3 separate regions of the Homo sapiens genome follow, and all the other regions are linked to region 1. A link is a loop called in an ENCODE intact Hi-C map of the cell type or tissue named here. Cell type or tissue: tibial artery. All regions are shown on one strand.

What was found. A loop is a pair of places that touch in the nucleus more often than their neighbours do. Peaks named below come from ENCODE experiments on the same cell type or tissue, not always from the same donor. Only the 100,000 strongest peaks of a DNase experiment are listed, where the experiment ranks them.
Region 2: a loop joins it to region 1, with 4 times the contacts of the local background. A loop is called at or near these places in 83 of 110 quality-filtered maps.
Region 3: a loop joins it to region 1, with 5 times the contacts of the local background. A loop is called at or near these places in 9 of 110 quality-filtered maps.

Annotation. Positions count from the first base shown.
Region 1 is chr3:124,465,070-124,473,069 of GRCh38, forward strand. The region is part of intron 25 of KALRN (kalirin RhoGEF kinase); the gene reads left to right. Among named protein-coding and RNA genes, the nearest start is that of MIR6083, 95 kb to the left of the region's middle. In tibial artery, a CTCF peak has its summit at 3,317; a DNase peak (open chromatin) is centred at 2,176; H3K27ac peaks cover 1,205 bases.
Region 2 is chr3:124,343,057-124,351,056 of GRCh38, forward strand. It overlaps KALRN (kalirin RhoGEF kinase), which reads left to right. Exons shown (of 60, transcript NM_001388419.1): 10 at 4,087-4,209. Among named protein-coding and RNA genes, the nearest start is that of MIR6083, 27 kb to the right of the region's middle. In tibial artery, no CTCF peak of the experiment used is centred here; no DNase peak of the experiment used is centred here; H3K27ac peaks cover 577 bases.
Region 3 is chr3:124,076,512-124,084,511 of GRCh38, forward strand. The region is part of intron 1 of KALRN (kalirin RhoGEF kinase); the gene reads left to right. Among named protein-coding and RNA genes, the nearest start is that of KALRN, 47 kb to the left of the region's middle. In tibial artery, a CTCF peak has its summit at 3,051 (motif pointing left); no DNase peak of the experiment used is centred here; H3K27ac peaks cover 2,138 bases.

The DNA.
Region 1 (8,000 bases):
GTTTAATTATCTGCAATTTAAGGAAATATCTAAGAAAATCAAGCTTCATATTAATTTCCTACAGGATCTGTGGGCTGTCTTTACTGTACTCATAATGTATGCTTTCTGCTTGTGTCCTACAAATTTTGATTAATGAAGAAAACATAACACCTCTAAAATCTCTAGTAAATAAGAGATAGAATGGCAGTTAGCCAACTTAGAAAATGCAGGAATTGTAAACTCTAAGGGACAGCTTAGAGGGGAGAACATCTTTCACTGCATAATCAGGTACCTGGCACATAAGTAAACATTGAGTAAATATTTGTTTGGTAGGTGAATGCATGGATGAACAAACTGAAGATAAAATTACTATTTGCAGACTTATGGCTAATACCATTCAAGTCATAATTTAATCTTTTGTTTGTAAAAGTCTCAAGACAGAGAAAACCATTAGGTATGATTTTTTCCCCATCACTACAAGAACCATCTGGAAGAGCAAAATAACTTAATTTCTACATGAAGGAGTTTCTTGGAAGCTTCTTACTGGCTGGACCATGCAGTTGTCCTAATACTTATTTATTCTTCAGAAATACTTGTCCGAAATTGTCACTTCTGAATATGAAAAAAAATCAAAGGATGCTTTTTAACCCCAATTGTTTGTATTATTCCAAAGTTGCAATTAAGCATTGTCTAACGGAAACATGCTCCTCTCATTTCTAGTGCATAGCTCAGGTTATCTGCCTGTAATCCAGAGAGAGCCTATGGGAGGGAGAGCAGGAGGAAGGAATATTGGGAGATTGAGAGATTGAGAGAGAAAGGGATTGAGATTGACACGACCTTGCTAACTTAATTAGCTAAGTCACTAGAAAATTAGCACCTAGACCAAGGGTTATGTGGTGAATACATATCTTAACTAGATAGTATTGATCTGTCTAAATGGTGTCACTTTGAAAAATTGCAACCAGGATTAGTTCTCTCTCTTGCTCTGTGTGTGTGTGTGTGTGTGTGTGTGTGTGTGTGTGTGTGTGTCTGTGATCTGTCTGTCTCAAGGACCTTTGTCTTTATAGGTATTGAATGGGGAAATTCCCCAGCACCAAAACTTCTTTAAAGAACAGTTTAATATGTAGAATTTAATACCTGCAAACATTGGCTTTAACACAAACCGGAGACTGAAGTGGAATGATACTTCGTTTTGCCCTCCACTCTCCCCATTTTGCACTACTTCTCTTTCCTACAGAAATAACTATATAATCATGAAATTTACTTATCTACACAAGACTTAGACCTATTTTGATTGCATTTTATAAGCATTCCTGGAGCACTCAGACAGGAGAATATATTCCATTAGTAGATCCCTAGACAGTAATGATTTTGTTAATGCAGTCTTCCCATTTTGCCTAGCATACAACTTGTAATTCAAGAAAATAATTTGTTTTCAGCTTGCTGTTATTAGATTTGCAACTTTGCTGTGGACAGCTTTTTGTTTAAAATGCTCATCACCTTCTGTTAAATCTGAACTTCTTCCTTTTTGGTTTTTTGGAGATAGGGTCATATGTGAGTCTGAGCAATAACATTTTCATAAAATCTCTACTCCCAGCGCTCAGAGGGTCCTCTCAACCATCAAGTACAACCCTCTCCATGTACAGACAAGGAGACAATCCCAGAGGAGTCGTTACTTGCCCAGTGTGCGCCCCTCCCCTTTCCTTAAAAGTGAGGATTTAGATTCCAGGGCTTGGTCTCCCACTTCAGCACTCTCTCCCCTTCTCTCACTCCCTAGACCACCAATGGTGGCTGCCACATCTGGCTGGTTTAATTCATAGTGAAACAGCTTCCATGTGGATCTTAGAATTTGATGAATATTTCTACCCATTTCTCCCAGAGCTATGTCATTCTTGTGCCACACCCCTACAACAATTACCTGAAATAAATCAGTTTTCAGCAAGGTCTAGATTTTCAAATTAGGGACCAACCACCAAGGTTAGATGCCCCTTCTGCACACTCCCTCCCTCCAGGCTTGGCTGGAAGCTATTAGATTTGGCCTTGGCCACCAGCCACTGCCCTCCCAACCTGGTGTTCCCTGCTCCGAAGGAGCAGGACCAGAGATGTGTGAGGTTGAACTGGGAGCACTGACCAGGCCAGGGTCAGCCAGGAGCAGTGAGGGGTGAGCAGCAGGGGTAAAATCGAGGCTGGGGAATTTAGGGAAGGGCACCCCAATGAGCGACTGAACCACAGCCACATTTCAGTCAACTTCCCAGAGTTCCTCCCTTGGGCCAAAGGTGGCTAGATTGGAGATGAAGCTGGTACCCTGTGATTGAACCCAGCCTCTGCCCTCTGGGTTCTGAGAATGACATATCTGTCTGCAATAAGGGTGGAGGTGGGCACAAGTGGAGCACAAAGAAAATAGCCTCAGTTGGAGAGTAGGAAAGGCCTCATGGAGAAGGGGGCATTTGAGATATAATTTAAATAAGGGGTGGGATTTTTACAGGCAGGGATGGCTTCCTTGATGATGGAATAAAGTTTGAACAAAGGCCCTGCAAGGGAGAAAAGTGGTGAAGTCTAGCAGGGAGGTTGAGAGAGGCAATAGGGGGTTTGGGAGTGGGGCTCCATCCTGGGTCATGGGAAGCAGAGAGAGGTCTCATTGTCGCACTCCCAGGTAGGCTGGGTCTTCTCACATCCATGTCTGTAAGACGAGGAAAAGAAAGGAGAGGTGGTGGGCAGAGATAGTGCAATTCAGAAATGTAGGGAGAGACAAAAGGAAAGGAGGAGAGAGAGCTAGGTGGATAGAGGATAAGTGAGAAAACCATGAAGTGGACAGATAATAAGGAGAAAGGAAGAGATAGAGAAGGAGAGAAGCAGGAGAGCCAGAGGGAGGCAATGACGGTGGGAGGGTGGATAGGTAGGTAGGGTAGGTAGTCAGGCAGGTAGGTAGGTAGGTAGATCCATCTGCGGAAAGAGGCCCTAGGGAAAGGGGAGGGGATGAGGAGAAGGAGATCGAGGGAAAGAGATGGATAAAGACCTAGACCTTCCCAGAGCTACCATCCTGTTGAGGGAGAATGAGCAAGGTGGTGTTTTTCAAACCATTTTTATCATGAACCAAAGAAAAAGACTGTACATTATGCCCTGATATACGCATGCATATATGCTATATATAACAGGGAAGTTAAATTTTGAAAAACACCTGCATTATGTGTGATGCACTGTGGTATTTTGTGTTAGGCTCTATTTCTTCCTCCTCCTCTTTTTTAAAATTCTGGTTGCCACCCATAAATTGATTTTACAACCCCTTGAAACACAAGGGGGGGGTTGATCCATGGCTGCACGGCAGAGCGCTAGCTCCACCAGGTGGTGAGAGAAGGGATGTGCAGTTCAGGCCACTGGGGAAAGGCCGCCCTGTCAGGCTGCTGCTACCTTTTCCTCCCTCTTTGCCCCTCCTACCCCTTCCCAACACACACACCCTTGCTTAAAATGTGCATGTTCTATGCTTTCTAAGCTTCTTCCCCCACTCCAAATGCCTTTGGTGTTAGTGGTTTCTCACGTATGGAAAATCATAGAATTATCAAATATAAAAGCCCGAAAGAAATCGTTAAAGATAATCTAGTTCTCCCTTGCTCTATAGAAACTGAAACTTACAAAGGTTTATGATCTGCCCAAACCAAAATTAGTGACACAGCCAAAGAATCCAGCTGTCATTTTCTTAATAGTCAAATGTTAAGGAAAGAGGAAGGGGAAGGCCTGTTGTGATTTTTCTTTGGTCCCCAAACGCACACTTGAAGAGGTAACTTGCAGAACCCATCAGAGGAGCCCTATACAAATGTAGCTGTGGTCTTGTTACTGTTGTTTGTGTTTTCAGTAAGCTATCAACATTGGGGCTGATTATAGACGTTAGGGAATACCCAAAACAAGACAAAGTCTAAACACTTCGTTTGGATGTGTCAAAGTAATGTTAATTTTTGTTTTACACACTAACTTCTTAGCATCCATGCCTGGTTGCTAAACACCACCTTATTGGAGATGAGTAACATTAAGCATAAGATTAATCTTTTGTATTTTATTTTAACATTAAACTTGGTATATATCTATGCAAATAACTTTATTCATCTGATCACACAAATTAGACAAAGTTAGAAGATATTGGCAAAAACATATTCAACAGGTAACCATGCAGCAAGGTAAATTTTGCTGCTTGTGGTTGGAGGCTGAGAGTGTGATGTGCTGAATGGGCGTCCAGCCCTGCAGACCTTTCCTCTTCATCCCTAACCTGAGCTAAAGTGTCAAGTGTGAAATGAAGGGACAAAGCCAGGTGCTTCTCATGGCTCAGCCTGGGTGATCCAACTGTGCTGGAACTGTTACATGAAAAATCCAGCACCTTTCCCTGAGTGTACATGACCCTCCATTAGTTTAATACCTGCTCCAGTATGCTAACCGGCTATCTTAGCCCCTATGGTCTAGAGCCTCTTATGTTCTAGGCTCTGAATCTGCCTGGTCATTAATGGATTCTTTAGAAATAATCTCTAGCTCTACTTGCATGAAGGCAGTTACCCAGCCTTGCTTTGAAAAGAAGGCAATGTCCTGGACTTCCTATAAATACATGAACCTCACACCTTTCTCCCCACCCCATTTCCGACTTAATTTTTAAATGTATGCTCCACGTTGTTCCTCTTTTTCCCGTTGCCACAACAGGCCCCTTCCCCTATCACCACCTCTGGCGTTCCAACAAGCAAATGCACATTGACATACAAGGTCATCAAATAGTTATTTCCATTTAGATGCAGACTGCACCCTTGATGTAAAGTCTGTTTGCTGACAAGATTGTGCGCTCCTTAATGAAGGATACACTTCCCCAGAAGCAGTGAGATTTTAGACCAAATTCATCTTCAGAGAGAATAACAGAACCAGTCCAGTACCTTTGAAATAGTGCTGTTTCTATCATATTTAATGACAAAACTCAGAAAGCTTTCTGTTAATAAATGCCAGCAGTTTCATTTCCCAGGATTGTGTACAAAGCCAAAAGGAAGCATTTTCCTCATAAAGTAACTGCATAATATATTAAATTATAATAATTTAATAGAGTAATGGCATTGCCTTGATCTTGACATTTCTTTAAAAGTTTTATTCCTTTCTGAAAGAACCCCAGACATTCACACAAATGACTTGCTTTGCTCATTCCTTCACAATTTATTACATGTAATTATTGGAGTAGTGAGGGCCAAATTGCTGCTATAGAACAGCTAAGGTGAAATGTTTCATCATTTGTGAAGAGAGTTGTGAGCTGTTTTGCTTTAATTTGAATTCATCATGTCTATTTGAAGTAAGTAGAATAATATGGATCAGACTTACATAATCTGTCATCTTCATAAGCTTCCAATTAAGAAGTAAAACAGAGTTTAATATTGCCACTTACTTTCAACATTTACATTGAGATGGTAATGAATATCTTATTCAAACTTATCAATTGGTATGCCTGGCACAAGCTGAATAGGTTTTTTAAAAAAAAAAATGTTCTTAGCTTTCTCCCCCTAAATTAAATCCTATAGAGCCGATGTAGGATTTGCCATCTGGAAGCATCCTGGAATCTAGGACAGTTGCCTTTAAATGCTCATCTATGGACTGGATGTGTGGGAATTACCCAGGAAGCATTTCTAAACAATGCATTTGCTCAGATAGTAACCCCAGAAGGCAATGTACAACCAGGTGTGGGACCGCTAACTAGAGTTTTCCAAGAGTGTTCCTTGAGACAAAGTCTGATACTCGCCCCAAAAGTGCTGCAAGCACAAAGAAGTTTGAGAAGCACTGCATATTGTATTTACTTCAGAGGTTTATAGTGTAACTCAACATATTATAGGATTTTGGAAGTTCTTCAGCAAAAAAAACCACCTTAGCCCAACATTTCCCAAACAAGGTGACCTTGGAATCTAAATGTTACATAATAACCAATCAAGATTTTCCCAGGATATGGTTTAGGAGAAAGTAACCTGCTGCAGATTTTTCAGCAAGGGCTTGGTAGGGAGTTCCCCCTAAATATAAGTCTCCAGGAGTGGGGAAGAGGGTCAGATACATGTTTACCAAAGAGAATATGAGTTTATTAAGATTGAGAAGCACTGATCATGAAGAACTACTGTTTATTTAGTGTCTACTGTGTGCCAGGCACTGGGTTGGGTTCTTTTTACCTGTGGATTTATTAAATCCTTACAAGCACCCCCACAAAGTTTTATTATTATTATTATTATTATTATTATTATTATTATTATTATTTGAGATGGAGTTTCACTCGTGTTGCCCAGGCTAGAGTGCAATGGCGCGATCTCAGCTCACTGCAACCCTCCGCCTCCCAGGTTCAAGCGATTCTCCTGCCTCAGCCTCCTGAGTAGCTGGGCTTACAGGCGCCCACCACCACGCCTGGCTAATTTTTTGTATTTTTAATAGAGACGGGGTTTCATCATGTTGGCTAAGCTTGAACTCCTGACCTCAGGTGATCTGCCCACCTCAGCAAAGTTGTTATTTAAAGATGAGGAGGATGAAGCTTTGGAAGACCCTTTCACAACTGTGACCAAGTGTGAATGCTGATTCTTTAACTTGTGCTCAGTTGTGGGAGGGGAAGAAAGTCAGACCTGGGGGTAGGCAGATGGGTGAGCTAGTGGTAACTGCTGTTAAAACCTTCATTTTCCAGCACTTTGGGAGGCCGAGGTGGGCGGATCACGAGGTCAGGAGATCAAGACCATCCTGGCTAACATGGTGAAACCGTGTCTCTACTAAGAAAAAGACAAAAAAATTAGCCAGGCGTGGTGGCGGGCGCTTGCAGTCCCAGCTACTCGGGAGGCTGAGGCAGGAGAATGGCGTGAACCTGGGAGGCAGAGCTTGCAGTGAACAGAGACTGCGCCACTGCACTCCAGCCTGAGTGACAGAGTGAGACTCCGTCTCAAAAAAAAAAAAAAAAAACAACCTTCATTTTACAGAAAGGCATTCCTCATGAAAATTATATGCTGTGCATTTAATTCTGGTTATAGTATTTTTGCTTCCTGAGGATTTTCAAATTGTGCATCTTCCCATAGGTTTTTGGTAGCTGCTATCACAAAAGTCAGGGTGTTGCTCTATTGAAATTGATCAGATTTTAAATAAAATTGCCAGCACTGTCTTTCTATCAATGATCAATTCTTTAGACATAATTATCATTGTTTACTTCAAATTAAAGTGACCAGGCCAATTATCCTTGGGTCATAAGTCAAGGAATGGCTCTCCCTGAGTCATCATGGGTATCCTTGCCACTTCTGACACAATAAAACAATTTTTTATCCTGTGTGGAATGTCCTGATCCAGGCTGTTTTACCATTTCTTTGGCTACTCTTAAGGGAGAAGGGCCCAGGCTGGGCACGGTGGCTCATGCCTGTAATCCCAGCACTTTGAGAGGCCAAGGCAAGAGGACTGCTTGAGCACAGGAGTTTGAGACCAGCCTGGGCAACATGGCAAGACCTCGTCTCTATTATTATAAAAAATTGTTTTTAATTTTAAATTAAAATGTGTGTGTGTATATGTGTGTGTGTGTGTGTGTGTGTGTGTGTGTACCTGTGTGTGTGTATATATATGATGATGAGGCAGATTGATTCTTTTCTCAACAGAAAAGTATATTTCCCTTTGGGTCTTAAACTAAGTTTGATCCTCAATTATAACATTATATAGCACTTTTTAAAATTTGCACTTTAATGGTCATATAAAGTACATATTAGTTTAAATGTGTCACTTGTAGTTCTTTAAAAGGTAGCAACAAATATGACACTTTATTGACTTTGAGCACTACATATTTGCATTTCTGAAGCCCAAATATCATTATAATTACTCTTTGATTCAGGTCAGAATACTCTAAAATCACCTATGTAAGGACAAACTGGGTACAGCTAGGAGTCTCCCAGATTTTTTTTAAATGGCTTTTTGCTTATCGCTAAAGCAATGCTCATTTGTCGTAGAAAAAATTAAATTGCAGATGGACAAAGAAGTCATCTATTATCCCATCAATTATTGTTAGCATT
Region 2 (8,000 bases), 120 kb before region 1:
GCCTCGCCTGGGTCACCATCACCTCTTGTCAGAATTTCTGCCTCCTGTTTTCCCTTCTCTACTCTTGCCTTCTCCAGTTTATCCTCCACAAAGCAGTCAGAGCAATATATATACACATATATTTGAGACAAGATCTCACTCTATTGTCCAGGCTGGAATGGTGATATCACAGATCACTTCAGCCTGGAACTCCTAGGCTCAGGGGATCCTCCCTCCTCAGCCTCTTGGGTAGCTGGGACTACAGGTGTGCACCACCACGCCTGGCAATTTTTTTTGTATTTTTTGTAGAGACAGAGTTTTGCCATGTTACAGAGGCTTGTCTCAAATTCCTAGGTTCAAGCAATCCACCTGCCTCTGCCTCCCAAAGGGACAGGATTACAGGCATGAGCCACTGCACCTAGTCAGTCAGAGCAATAATTTATAACTGAAAATGAAAAGTGTCTTTATCCTCCTTGCAGCCCTTCAGTGGCTCTTAGGATGAACAATGGATTCTCCCGTTCAGCACACCAGGGCTCACCACAATCTTGTTCCTGCCTTTTCAGGGTCCATTTCCTACTTATCCCCTATGCAAGCCATGCTGGTCTTTTCAATTCCTAATTTGGTTAAATCCTACTCTCTCTCAGATCTCAGCTAAACCTCACTTCTCCTGAGAAACCTTCCGTGACTCCCCAGAGAAGATGCGTTTGGCTGTTGACACTTTTCACCTTTGCAATGAATGATGAATTGTGTGATTTAGTGTCTAGTGCTTGTTACCCCTATAGACTGAGTTCTCAGCATCAGGCCATGCCTGCCTTGTTTACTGCTACACCCCCACCTCCAGAGCTGCTCTAGTGCCTGACACTGTGGCACAATAAGACTATTAAATAAATGTCCGAATATGTGAATACTTATATACCCACACATGCTTCTCTGCTGCCTGACAAAAACAAAAAGATAAAACCTCCAAAACTGGAAATGCTCAAATACCAATTCAGAGCCATCGATAGGTATGAATGACTATCATGCTGTATATCCTGACTATGATTGGTAATTGAGTATTTTAAATATGCCTTGTAGATGAAGAGAAATTATTCAGGAATAAGATTATAAGGAGTACCTTGATGGGTGCTTGTACTTAGGTAGGGTCCAGGATTTGACTAGAAAGTCAATTTATTCTTTAACCATTGATGTTCAGATTCTGGGACCTTGTTCATCTTAATGGAATGCACTAGAAACTGACAAATATCCAGAATCTCAAGCCACACATAAATTTATAGCGTGTAATGTAATTGTCAGGCACTGCTGATGTCTGCTCAGGAACATGTTTCTCTGCTGCGCAGGATCTGCATGGAAAGTCAGATTGTACTCCCGAGGTTGGACGACATGGAATCAGGGTCCAGACAGTATGTGGTCTAAACACGTGTATCATGCAATGATGGCTCTAAATGAACTGTCTGAAACAAAATAGTCAGAAATTAGAATCTTTAACAATACTTCATATATTAACTATGTTTATCTAGCCTCAAATACTTTTTCAGTCTGGATTACTAAAGTAATTTTGTTAACTCCCTAAATTATTTGCTTTTTGATTTGTTAAATTGATTTCTGCATAGCTCCTGAACTTTCGTCGAAATTGCACATATTTTCCCTACAGCTTCAATTTTAATGGTAGAAATTGGACTAAATGATGGCACCAGAGCATCACAGAGCAATCAAAGTTATGTTAAAGTGAAGTAAAAGCTTCTCAAATATGAAAGAAATAGGTTTTTAAGTGATGAAGGCATAGCCAATTAAGTAAAACTAAGTGTCACTAAAAATAAATTGACATTTTAAAGAAAGCAAAGTAACTTAAAAAGGAAACAAATTGCGTTTAAAAAATATTTAGAAGTTGTGAAATCGTTTCTGGGGAGTGCAAACACTGTATGTGGGTGAACTAGTAGATGAAAAATATTCCTCTTCAACCAATTTGCTTCAGAATAACCAATTTTCTTAAAGCTAGAGATAAAAAATGAGATAAAACAAAACTCATGAAAACATTGCCAGACAAGCAGGCCATACTTAAGTGCTCAAAACTAAATTTAAAAAATTGTAGTCTGAAAAATCTGTTATAAATTCCAACACATTCATAAACGACCACTGGTAGTTCTTTTATATGCAAAAAATTATCATCAAACCTCAATTTGTTTTCAAAAGGGATTGATGAAAGTTTATGCATTAAAATCCTAAAACTTTACTATACTTCGCACCTAATATATGGGAAACTTTGTGACTACAAGTATTTACCTTTGACCTTGCATGCTGAAGCTCATAACTCCTTTACAGTACAGAATTGTGAGATCTAATTGTGGCAAGCCAAGTAAAAATATACTCTCCTGATTTTTTTTGGTTGAAGTTTCACCGTAAGTAATTCTAGAGAAACGCAGGCTCTTCTAAGAGATGAACATGTAAAGTTCCTTTCAGTGCTGCCTTTCAGTGTTTGCAAAAGGTAAAAATCCAGCACTACCACAATTTCTTTTTAGGGTTGTGCCTCCAGAATACTTAAAATATGTATATTGCCAGAATATATTATAAAGTGTTTAAAATCTCCATAATGTTTAGATGAATTCATTTTTTATTTATAAAAAACTTTTTTTCTTCATGATGATGGACAATTACTCCGCCTGTCTTCATTAAGTGGATATTTGTTAAGCCTCATTTTTATATTCATATATACCTTTCTCTGAACTAGCACAATCACGATGTGGGCTTTGTGATCCTGTCACCAAAGACTTTGAAAATGTTCATACCTTGCACACTGCAGATATTAAATATCCCAAATGTCAGAGAACTCCCATACCTGTAGTCAATGGAATGATTTGGTTTTACCTCTGTTTGCTGCAGGGCAATCCGTTTGAGACACAGGAATGAGTTAAACCATCCTTTTAAATAGACCTAGTTCATCTAAACCATTTTCCAGTAAGTGCTTCCAAAATCTGGAAAGGCTAGTACATCATTAATTAAATGTTTAGTTAATGGTTAATATTGCAGGCAGTGAGTGGGCTCACTTGAGTTTTAGCAGGATCTATAACAGGTGTGTCTATACTGTAATTCTGATTTAATTGTGGTCACCTGATTTACTGAGCGCCAACTCTTCAGAGATCAAAAGATGATCTCTGGGATACACACATTTTTGTTAGGCCATCTGCAAGAATGCAAAATGGGTATTAAAGGCTTTCATCCTCCCTGCACGTCAAGGCTTTTACTAAGGGATTTCCATCCTGCCTCTCAAGTGCCCCTCAGGAAAACTTATTTTCCACCCTTCTTAGCATCCCCTCTCTCTCACCCCTCTATTGCCCAGGGGTCTCTGTTCCAGTGTCTCTAAATATCAAGGAAACTGTCTTGAAGCCAAATCACTAGATCTTTAGCCTGGAAGAACCTGAAGTCTCCACTGCTTCCCAAGAGACTCAGATATTAAAGGACTTAGGATGCAAACACTTTAATTTATTTGTTTGTTTGGTTGGTTGGTTGGTATCGATTGGAGGAGGGAGATGGAAAGAAGCCAGAGGGGGCTCTTGTCCTAGTGGTCAGATATCATGAGCATCCAACTGGAGACTGACTACCCTGGACTTTGCTTTCAAGATTAGGAAGGGGAGTCCCCGGAGCACAATGAGGCAGGATCCCCATGACTGGTCACCATTGCTGTTTGTGTTCTTATGGCAGCGTGACGGATGAGTAATGAGGGCCAAGATACTGCCCAAACTGCTACTACCTAATTTCCTGCCAATATCTTTATGTGATTGGGTAGAAGTGGTGAGGGGGTTAAACTGTGCCTGATGGTCTGTGTAACTTGTTTAAAATAATGAACTAAGAAAATGGAAAAAGTAATGGAAGGATAATATGGAGATCAAAAAGGATAAGTTGAATTTAGGTAAAGGTGGGACTATGATATTGCCAATGACAGTAATGAAATCCCATGGACTCACAGCAGATTGACCATTTCCACCTGAACTGCTGCTTTACAACTGGGATGGGATATAGGGGTGGTTAGGACTCTAGCAGTTGCACATGTTGTCACATGTCTTTCCTTCTGCTAGAAAGTCATTGTTGCTGTTATCCTTCTTTGACCAGGTGTTGGACTGGATTGAAAACCATGGTGAGGCCTTTCTCAGCAAACACACTGGAGTTGGGAAGTCCCTACATCGAGCCCGGGCCCTGCAGAAGAGGCATGATGACTTTGAAGAGGTGGCTCAGGTGAGAAGCTGTGTGTGTGTGTGTGTGTGTGTGTGTGTGTGTGTGTGTGTGTGTGTCTAGATGAGGGAGGCATGATGACTTTGAAGAGGTGGCTCAGGTGAGAAGCTGTGTGTGTGTGTGTGTGTGTGTGTGTGTGTGTCTAGATGAGGGAGACCAGGGCTGTGGCTTTGGTGTTTGGTGAGGCATGCTGGGTTGATAACCTGTGGCTGCTGGGCTGCCTTCCTGCCTGATGCAAGGAGTCCTTTGTCTTCTTTTGGATTCTAGGTGAGTGGTAAAATAGATGCCCACATTTATGGTCTTTGAAAAAGATCTTCCTGCTGGTGTGATCTAAAAATGCCTTGTCCACGAGGTGGTGCTGGCAGGAGGGAATGACATTATTAGATTCCTCATCACCCCAGGGCTACTGCTTATGATTGTCACTGCCAGTGAGTGAGAGCTAAAAATCAGTCCCAGCTCTATTTACAAAGCCACATACCTTCCAGGACCTGGAGAAATAGGTGGCACCTGCTCACCAGCCATGCGCTCACAGGGTTGAATGTGCCCAGAGAACCTGCCTTCGTGTGATTTGTACAATATTTAAACTGCCATTTATATAATGTTCAGTCTTTTAGCTGAGCTGCACACCTGATCCAAAAAGGGCACTGTTTTTGAATTTATACAAAGATGTTGTATGACAGGCCCTGACCATTTGTCTAATAGTATAATTGTTTTAAAGTGTTTTTGTTCAGAGCCTCCACCTCAAAAATGTTATCCTAACTCTGTTATATTTCTGCATTGGGGAGTTTTCCAAACGGGTCCTGAAAATTTTCATTTTCGAGATGAAATACTGCTCTCCAGTTATTTTATCAGGCGTGATTAGCTGCCATGTAAAACAAAATAATGAGGAGTAAGGCAGGGAGGGTGCCCATATGGGACAGAGAGGTGGGTGCTGCTGAAGGAGTGAGAATGACAGAGCTAGGTTTTGCCATATCACTGCTTTAGCCAGAGCTGACTTCGATCCCACCAGGCAGACAGCCCTCAATGTGGGCCCTACTTTGGGCATTGTACAGAGCCCTGGGCCTCACCCAGGGAGGCTCCCAGCCCCAGACAGACTATGTGCTATGGATGCAAAAAGAGATGGCATGTCAACAACCAAGCAAGAACAGGAAAGTCATGGAGCATTACTGCATCTCTAGGGGAGCTGCAAGCATATGCTGAAAAATGAGAGGCCTCATAGGAGGCAGAAAGACCATGTCAGTGGCGACCTGAGCCCAGGGAATATGGGTGGATTGGACCCAACCTGTGGGATAAAGAAAGCCTCATATAGAACCCTTGTGCACTGTTGATGAGAATGTAAAATGGTGCAGCCACTGTGGAAAACAATGTGGAGGGTCCTCAAAAATTAAAAATAGAAGTACCATAGATCCAGCAATTCCACTTCAGGCTGTCTCCCTAACATAATTGAAAGCAGGGACTCAAACAGATTTTTTTTTGAGACAGTCTCGCTCTGTTGCCCAGGCTGGAGTGCAGTGATGTGATCGTGACTCACTGCAACCTCTGCCTCCTGGGTTCAGGTGATTCTCCTGCCTTAGCCTACTGAGTAGCTGGGATTACAGGCACCTGCCACCACACCCGGCTAATTTTTTGTATTTTTAGTAGAGATGGGGTTTCACCACGTTGGCCAGGCTGGTCTCGAACTCCTGACCTCAAGTGATCCACCCACCTCAGCCTCCCAAAGTGCAGGGATTACAGGTGTGAGCCACCGTGCCCAGCTGTCAAACAGATATTTATACACCCATTTTCACAATATTCAAAAGGTGGAAGCAACTCCAATGTCCATTGACGGATGCATGGATAAACAAAATGTGTTCTATTCAGATAATGGAATATTATTTAGCCTTAAAAAGGGAGGGAATTCTAACATACGCTACAACATGGAGGAACCTTGAAGACATTATACTAAGTGAAATAAGCCAGTCACAAAAAGGACAAATATTTTATGATTCTACTTATACCTAGAGTAGTGAAATTCATGGAGATGGAAAGTAGAATGGTGGTTGTCAGAGGCTGGGGGAAGGGAGGAATGGGGAGCTATTGTTTAATGCAAGCTTATCCAGCCCATTGCCCACGGGCTGTATGTGGCCCATGATGGCTTTGAATACGGCCCAACACAAATTGGTAAACTTTCTTAAAACATTATGATTTTTTTTGCAATTTTTTTTTAGCTCATCAGCTATCATTAGTATATTTTATGTGTGGCCCAAGACTTCTTCCAATGTGGCCCAGGGAAGCCAAAAGATTGGACACCCCTGGTTTAATTGATAACAGAGTTTCAGTTTTGCAAGATGAAGAGTTCTAGAGATGGATGATGGTGATGCTTGCACCACAACACTGTGAATGTACTTAATACCACTAAATTATACACTTTAAAATGGTTATAATTGTAAGTGTTATATTGTGTATATTTTACCACAATAAAAAAAAAAGAAAGCCTCATAGCCAATGAGGACCTTCTGCAGAATGAGGTGGACTTTGCCAATGTAATAGACACAGGTCCCAATGCACCTTATGATGGACAAGATGCAGCACAGATCCACAATATCTGGTCCTGGGTCATTCCTTTCTAGGCTGTTAGGGGGCAAAGGATGGGAGAGGGCCACAGGTATCCCCTGACTGCTGAGAGTGGAGGTTGTAGTACGTGGGGTGGTCTGTTGGAATAGGGCCATCCCATAGCTTTGGGGCTTCTGCCTGTGGGCTGTCCTATGCCTCAGCATTCCTCACTTAGAAAGGACGTCCCCAAAGCCACCCATAGCCCTGACCCAGCTCAATCTTCCTTGCCCTCTGCCTGATATAGCCTCAGAGGCAATGCCAACCTTGGTTATAGGCCCATGTTTTGGTTATAGGCCGCAGTTTTTGCATTTTGTTACAACCATTCAAGACCCATGGCCATCCCAGTCCCATTTTTCCCAACTGTTCCTCCACCTTCTCACTGATGCCTGATATTCCTTTCACATGGGACAATGCCTTTCCATCAGCGGCAAAGACACATGAATTTAAATTCACGCTAAAGAAAGAATGGACACATTTTTGAGAGCTTATGTTTCCATTATATATCTTGTCTTATACCAATCCTGAATGATAGGTAGTATTTGCCTTGTTTTATAGAAGACAACACTGAGGCTTAGAAAGTTCTTCCATGTGCCCAAGTCATCCAGCTTGTCAGGGGCTCTGCTGAGATTCAAACCCAGGTCTGTTGGATTCCACAGTCATGTTCTTATCCTAATTCCATGCTGTCCCTCCTTATTGAGGTATAGGAAGTGGGCATAAAATTCATTTCTAGGTGCCCATTTGCTTATGGGAAGTGTGGGACAAAGAGAAAGGGAGTGAGGGTGGGGGATGTTGCCACCCTTATTGACATCCATTACAACTTTCCTCTGGCCCTTCCAATGAGTAATCCACTGGCATAATCCACATCTCCCTGACTCTGCTTTCTGATAAGACTGTATTTTTTTTGAAAGAGAAGACAGAGTTCTAACTTCCAAAAGGCTCATGCTTTTAGGAGGAATGTTTGCTCTGAAAAGGAGAAAAGCAGATGTGAGCTACAAAGGGAGCACTTTACCTGGGGTTTGTGAGCCATCCCATTACCCTGAAATTAGCCTCCAGAGCTGGATCTTGTAGTTGGGGAATTAATCCTGCCTTATTCCTTCATCACCACTCTGGGAGATTGAGTGGCCCAGCATCCTGGGATTGTTAGTCCACATAGGAAAACCAATGCTGACCACAGTGAAGGCAGGTTGACTGTCAGTAGCAGC
Region 3 (8,000 bases), 390 kb before region 1:
TGTAGCAAGCCCTTGCTCCTCGGAGGAGCCCGCATCTTCCATTGAGGGAAAATCACTCCCAACTCCTCTGTGCTTCTGTTTAATGTCCCCAACTCCTGAGTCTTGCAATGATGATATTTTAGATCATTTTCTCTAGAGGTTGTGAACTCAGTTCCCTACAGGGGCCAGACCATTAGCATAAAAGATCATAATGACCCATGTATAGATGATGAGTGGCAGCAATCAGGGACAGTAGGGGTGGTGGGGACTGTGGCAAACTGGAGGGTGGTGTCCCAGCAGCCACTCAGCCCCAGCTGATTGATGCCATGTAGGAATGTGGGCTCCATGTTGCCAGACCTTCCTGCTTCAAGAACAGCGGCAAATATGCACTTTCTTTGTGAAGTGGCCCAGTTTTTAAATGTTGAAGCTAATTAAAAGACATTGTGTTGGTCAGAGTCCATTCACAAGATGAGTTTGTCCTGTGTGCCCCTAGTTTGCAGCTTCTGATTCTGGTTCAAACTCCTCGGTTTACAGATTAGGAAACAGATCCAGAGAAGTTAAGCTTCTGGTCCAAGGTTACAGGGAGTCAGTGAAGGAGTCAGAATCACTACCTGTGGCCTCTAACTCCTGTCTGCTGCTATTCCACTTCTTGGTGCTGGTTTGGGACCAGACATTGTCTGCGCTGGGTCAGGCTGGCCAGAGGAGAGTAGACCTGGGTGGACATGGTTGTGTGATGTCTCATGTCGCATTATTATCCCTCTGCTTTTGTGAGTTGCTGAGCTCAGATGCCCCAGATGGGTGGGAAGGCTCAGGGAAGTCAGGAAGCTTTTGCAGGTAGCAGCAATGCTTAGGGAGAGGAAAAGAGTGGAGAGGATTTAGGCTGCCCCCTGGTTTGGGGCTCCTGAGGACTTAAGGCCATTCATTCCTACTCTTCATTCCTACTCTTTCCCATGCCATGCACATATGCAGGGCCACTCATTCATTCCTACTCTTTCCCATGGCATGCACATATGCAGGGCCACTTCCAAATCCGCATCCTTCCAGTCATTCAGGTGCATAGCTTGGGATCATCCTTAATTGTCCCCGCTCTTCCTCTGGAACTTCTCAGCTCTGAATCCCCTTGCCAGTTCTACCGCCACTCTCCAGTTCAGAAGTTTAATGATACAACATTGGTACTATTGCAATAGGCTTCAAACCTGACTCCCAATCTATTCTCCCCATTACCGTCTGATACGTCTTCCCAAGCACAGTCTTTGAACCTTGGCATGCTCCTGCTCAAAGTAGCTCCCATTGGATAAAGTAGCAACTCCTTAACTTGGCATCCCAGGCTCCAGAGCACCACAGCATTGCTGCCATGGTCATAAGGCTGGCCTGGGTGTGCATCCCAGCTCTGCCACTTATCAACTGTGACATCATGGGCAGTTTTCTTGACTTCTGTGGACCCGTTTGCTTCTTTGTGATAGGGGGTTTTACATAGAATTGTTTCAACGAATAAATGAGATCATGAATGTAAAGCAGTTAGCCTGGCATATACCGACTACTCAAAGGTATTATTCAAGGACCTCTACGCTCTGGCCCCGGTATTACCTGTCCCATAGGCTTAGCTCCAGTGACTTGAACTACTTGGTGATCTCTGTGCCTTTGCTCCTGTTTTTCCATCCTCTAATATTCATCTTTTTGTGGTGCTCCTTTATATATTTTGTGCTGTAGGTATTTGTGTACTTGTCTTGACTTCCTTACTCAACTGTATGTTGTTTGAGGGCAGGACCTGGGTCTGACTCATTCTGTACTATACTAGCATAAGAGACACAAAGTGTTTGTGGAATGGATATTTACCTCAGTGAAACAGCTGCCTAGACTTGGGTTCCATATGAATTAGTTAATTGATAATGTATTTATAATAGCCTCATGGATATTTATTGGGTCCTACTGTGTTTAGGGGCTCAGTGGTAAATGCATCAGGTACAGTCTAGGCCCTGTCGTGTAATGGGGAAACAGGCTGGTAGAGTGGCCATAATGCATGTGGTAAGGATGGTGACAGGGCAGGTACAGGGCTGTGGCTGGGGAGGTACAGGGCTGTGACGGGAGACACTGAGGAGGATATGGGAGCACATAGCAGAGACAACAAACATAGTCCTAACATCTCGAGGGCTTGCTGGAAGAAGAGGTCTTCCACCTGAGACTAGAAAGATGAGTAGAACCTTGACTCAGGTACATAGTAAAATTGCTTTAAGTCTCAGTTTAAAAAATCTTGTTTTATTTGCATTTACTCGCAAGCACTTACAGAAATACTTCCTTAGTACTAGGTTTTCTGAAGTGATCTCTCACTCTCAACCAAGGCAGTTGTTAACATTTGAAGGTTTCTAGGGACTGGGACAAGGGTTGTTGATTGTATTCAACTTTTACCAAGCCAACAGCTGTGGCTGGAGACAGAAAGTTTTCTCTTTTAAGAGCTGGGTGGAAGATTATTCTCTTCTATCTGGGAAAAGATAATCATATACTTTCATGCTGTCAGGGTGGGGCCTATTCTGTTTTTGTTTGTTGCTTGCTTGTTTTGTGGCTTCAGCTGTGTGGATACAGAGCAGGAAGGCTAGAAGCAGGAAGAGGCTGGGGTGTTTTTCTGACCCTACAGATAGTTCTTCTTGGGTCGGGAAGAGAGACTGTAGTAGCAAACATGATCTGCAGCTGCAGAGGAAGCAGAGGGGATTTTTGCATCAAGGACAGACGTGGGGATGAGGAACTGTATACAAGTCAGGAAACTTGATACCAGAGAGAGGAGGCCACAGAAGATAAGGGGTCTCCGTAGACCCTGTACAAAAGAAATGTACAAGAGGAAGACAAATGGATTAAGAATCATTGTGATGGATAATCAGAAAGATTATGAATGATACTTACATGTTTCTTTAAAAGGGATTACTTTTTTGGCTTAATGCTTGTACTCTGTTCTCTTATTTTATTATTTTATTTTTAAAGGTATTAAACTGTGCTGCTTTTTAACCACACCTAACATTTAGGACCCAGAGCCCAAGACATCTACTGCCACCTGGTGGTAGAGTATACCACCTGTGGGATTTGGAATTGATGAGACTACATTGATTGAAAATTGATTCTGCAGTCAAAATATGGAATCATAGAACATAGAGTTGTTGGAGATATTAAAGATTACATAGTTTTTCTTCTAATAAAACCCAACGTCTTTTTATATAAGTATTTTAGTTGAATGCCTCCAATGACAGAGAGCTCATGATCTGGCCTGACAGGCTATTTTGTCTTTCATTCTTGTTAGTTAGAATGTTTTTTCTTTTTATTTATTTTTAAATAGAAAAGTCACTTGTATTTATTTGTCTTCATGTTTACCTCTGGAAAAAACTCACAAGTTTAGTGATTCATCTATATAATAAGCTTTCAAATATTTGCAGGAACGTGTTTGTTTCCCCATAATCTTTTTGTCTTCAGGTTAAACAGTCATAGTTCCATATTTATTATTCTGATGTCATGCTTCTCAGAATCCCCATAGCATTTCTTTCCTCTAGTTGCATTCTATGTTGCCAGTGTTCCTGCTGCCAGAATTGGATCCAACCCATTGTTCCAGACAAGATCAGGTTAGTGAACTCTAGTACTTGCAGGCTGTCTGAACACGAAACTTCTAACACCTTCTGTATAGTATGAGTTAGCTTTCTGTAGCCTTTCCACAATGCTGACTCCTCTTAGGTTTGTGGTAACTGAAAGCCCAAGAATTTGTATCCTTTCCCACACTGTAAAACTTTTTTTTAAAAAGCTAAAAGCAAGGCTGTACTTTAGAAAGAAAGCTTAATGACACAAGTTTAACACAAATACATTCTAAATTTCAGAGGTTACTCGTAAAGCCAAAGCCTTTTTGAACTCCATACCAACTCAGTTTCTCTTTGGAGGTAGATCCTGGTATTAGTTATTAGGGGTCCTTCCAGATCTTTCTGTGCATTTACATAGATAGATAGATAGATATCATCAGAAATGTGTAAATTGTGTATGTGTGTTTGAGGTTAACATATCATTTTGCAAGTTTTCTGCATGCAGCATGTCCTGGAAATCTTCTGCATAGTGTATTTCACAGTGTGGATATTCCATAGTTTTCTTAGCAATTCTTCGATTATTTCTGGTGTTTAAAATCATCATAAACAGCGTCTCCTTGTACACATGTACAAGTGCTTCTCTAGGGTAGATACAAAAGACTGGGTGAGTGATACATATATGTTTATTTTAAAATGTAGATCTCAGACATGAAATTTGCCCTTGTTAATTTTGACCTAGTGTTCGAATCTGCCCAGATAATTTTATGTCTTGATTTTGATCATCTATTATAATATTAAGCCCACTATACCAGTTTTGCCCATAGTATAAGCATATCTTTGATCTCCTGATCTAAGGAAACGATTGTTTTAAAAGTCAAACACAACAATTAAGGGAGGAGCTCTGTGGCCATTACCAGAGACCTGCATTCCACCTAAAGCTCACTGTATGCTCCTAACAAACACTTTGGTCCATGCAGTTTATCTACAGCAATTCTACCCAACTATACGCTCATCCCATTCATTTTTTACCATCTCATATACAAGAGTTTCATGGAGGACATTTGTAAAAGGCTTAGCAGAAATCCAGACTCACCTTCTATGACATTCTCCTGTCTACTGTAGCGGGACTGTCATGGAGGGAAATGAGAACGGCACACGTTGCTCCTGGGCATCTGTTATTTAAAATAGATCCTGGTAACACTTTAATGAGCAATGTGTTTATGTACCTCCATGCAAGAGTGTATTCAGTCTCAAAGATATCAAGAAAAAATAAGCTGTCCACTCCCAGTTGCCTGTCTTACCTATATGTTCTCAGTCTAGTTGGTCTCCCAGGGAAACTGTCTGATGGCTGAGACATAGCTGCTTTAGTGAAAAGCTCATGGGTTATATTTCTAATGTTATTCAGGCTAATTTGTCCCACCCTATCAAAACATAAAAGAGGTAAAGGGGCCGGGCACAGTGGCTCACGCCTGTAATCCCAGCTCTTTGGGAGGCTGAAACAGGCAGATCGCTTGAACCTAGGAGTTCAAGACCAGGCTGGGCAACATAGGGAGATGTTGTTTCTACTAAAAATACAAAAATTAGCTGGATGTGGTGGCACACACCTGTAGTCCAGCTACTCAGGAGGCCGAGGTGGGAGGATCCCTTGAGCCTGAAAGTGAGCCAAGATCAAGCCACTGCACTCCAGCCTGGGTGACAGAATGAGGCCCTGTCTCAGAAAAAACAAGCAAACAAAAAACAACTTCAAAAACAAACAAACAAAAAACAGCGGTATACTCACACAGACATCCACAGGCTTAGTGCATGTATGTGTGCATTGACATGTAGTCATCCTCACAAAGTTGTCTCTGTAAACATGGTTAAAGGACTTTCCCTGAGTCACAGCCTTACTGGCTTACTTTGCATCATCATAAAAAGAATAGAAATGATAAGCAGGTTAATTTCTAACTTACTTTTATCTAGCTTAGAAATTTGTTATAAGACATGCCACAGATGACCCTCAAAATGGTAGTGAAGATGAGACTGTGGTCCAGGGGTTCTGGGTAGGTGGTGGAGCATGGAGGCAGTGTAGCTGTCCCTGGATGCCCAGCTGCAATTGCATCAGGCTGCATGGCTTCCCGGGCTGGGGTTTGGCAGCACCATTGCCCTTCTGTAGGTAGCCAGGCTTAGATTCTTCATTGAGGAAAAGTTCTTGTGTTTCCTCATTTTTAGGGCAACTAGTATGGAAAACATAACCTCAAGTATCTTTGATGTAATCTCCAAGGGAAAAGTTGCTCCAACTTTTTCTTACTGTAAGTAGAAATTCTGTTTCCTATTTTTTCCTTCAATGGGCCTGAGCTATGGAAGGCTCTGGCAAAGCTACAACCAAGTAATTCTTCTCCAGAATCCCACAGCTGGCTTTATTTGGGGGGTGAGGTGGTGGTGGTGCCAGTTCTGCTTCAGAAAATTAGAAGAAACAACAAATACTCCTCTAACAAACCTAAAAAACATAGTGAGGAATGCAGAAGGGAAGTGATACCAAATGAGTGAATTGTGCCCCTTTTGCAATCTGCAGTGTCCCTTTACTCTGGGCACTATGTTAGGTGCTCGGTGCTTATGGAAGGCAGCAGTGGGGTGGGATATAAACTATATGATCATGACAAACAATGACTTCGGTTCAGAGGAGTTTACAGTGTGGTAAAAATAGTATGCAGACAACATGAACGCAATGAACTAACCAGTGTTTCTCTTGAAAGAGTTAGACTGATGCTTGGGTAAATAAACCACCCTTATAAAGAAGAGTCCACCTTTTATTTTTCATCAGTGCAAAGCTACATTAATTCTTCACATGCAGGCATGATAAACAGAATCAAAGCTTCTGCTGCTTGTTTCCAGTTAAACAGACCTATCCTAGGTAAACCTGTATTCCTCTCTGAGAGCACCCCTTCCTTCTGGTACTTGGTTGACCTCCTGCCTTGGGCAGGGTTACACCCACCTCCACTTTTTTCTTGAGTTACTGCTAGAAGGGAGAAACTCTGTGAGCTCTTGGAGAGCAGCCTTGGTGTTCTGTTCCTTCATGTATTTCCAGGTATAGTCTAGGGTGTGACATCTTGTAGGCACTTAGTAAATGCTTGTTGAGTGAATGAAAGCTGCCCTTCATCTATTCCCCTTTCATTTATTCAGCACATATTTATTGAGTGACTTCTGTGTGCCAGGCGCTAGGGATACACCAATGAACAGGACCTGGGTGGGAAGACAGATGATAATATGGGGACATTAATATGGTGTTGAAAAAGTACAAGATGTGGTGGGTGCAGATGCAGGGATGGCTGGTCCAGCTGAGTTGGCCAGGAAGGCTTCCTGGAGACCTGAAGAATTAACACAGATAGCTAGATGAAGGCAGGATGGGAAACAGTGTTCCAAGCCTAGGAAGAGCATATGCAGGGATCCAAAGGGAAGAGATAGCTTAGCATGGAAACGTGAAGGCTGACAACATAATGATAATCATAAACACATATATAATGCTTTCTGTGTGCCAGATATTATTCTAAGCCCCTTACATTTATGAAGTTATTTAAATACTATTATCATCCCCATTTTACAGAAAACGGAGGCACAAAGAAGTTTAGTAATTTGCCCGATCTTACACAACTGTTAGAATTGGCATTTGAAGGGAGTTGGCTGCGGAGCCTTAGTGGTGACAAAACAATTACTATGCCTGTGTGTGTAGCACTGATTCCCAGTGAGAATCCTGGCATGCTGTTAGACGTGCATGGGCCTTGTGGTAACAATCAACTTGGAAATTGTCTTGTTAAGACTGACAGAACTTCTGGCATATCCTAATTGTTGACTCTGTCTTTGTCAGGCAGACGATGAGATTCCTTGCCTCAGTGGATGGTTTTGTTATGTCTCATCCTATGTGAACAGGCTGCAGGGAGGTTGTCCCTGACCTCCTAGCGAGAAGGGACTTGGGACTCAAACAACAGTTTAACTGTGGATGACCAAATCACATTTTCCACAGTAGATTCCCATCCCTAAATGGGGAGAAGGAGAAAGGAAAATGGTTTAAAGATCAATACCCAGAAATGGCCGACCTCTGCTGGTGCTCCGCCACTGTGTGTGGTTGTTGGAGCTACAGGCTGTGAGGAAGAATAGTTTGGTTGATTGCCAACTTGGCCCCGAGGGAGTAGGCCTGAAAGGGGGTTAAGGCATTGGTTCTGCTTTCTTTCCTTCCAGTTTGTAAATGGTAATCCAACCCCACGTCTTTAGTGCACAGGTGTTGTGCAGCCCCTCCCTGTGACAGGTCATGGTGGCTGGGCCTTGGCCTCTGCCTTCCGAATTCCCAACTTTGCCCCAAGCTTCAGTATGACCACTTCCTCTGAATCCCTGTTGCTGCTACAGTCAGATCCAGCACGGAGGGGTATCCTCAGCAGCCTCCTCACTGCCTGTTGCCACTTGCTCAGGAAAAGCACATGAGCTGCACATCAGTGT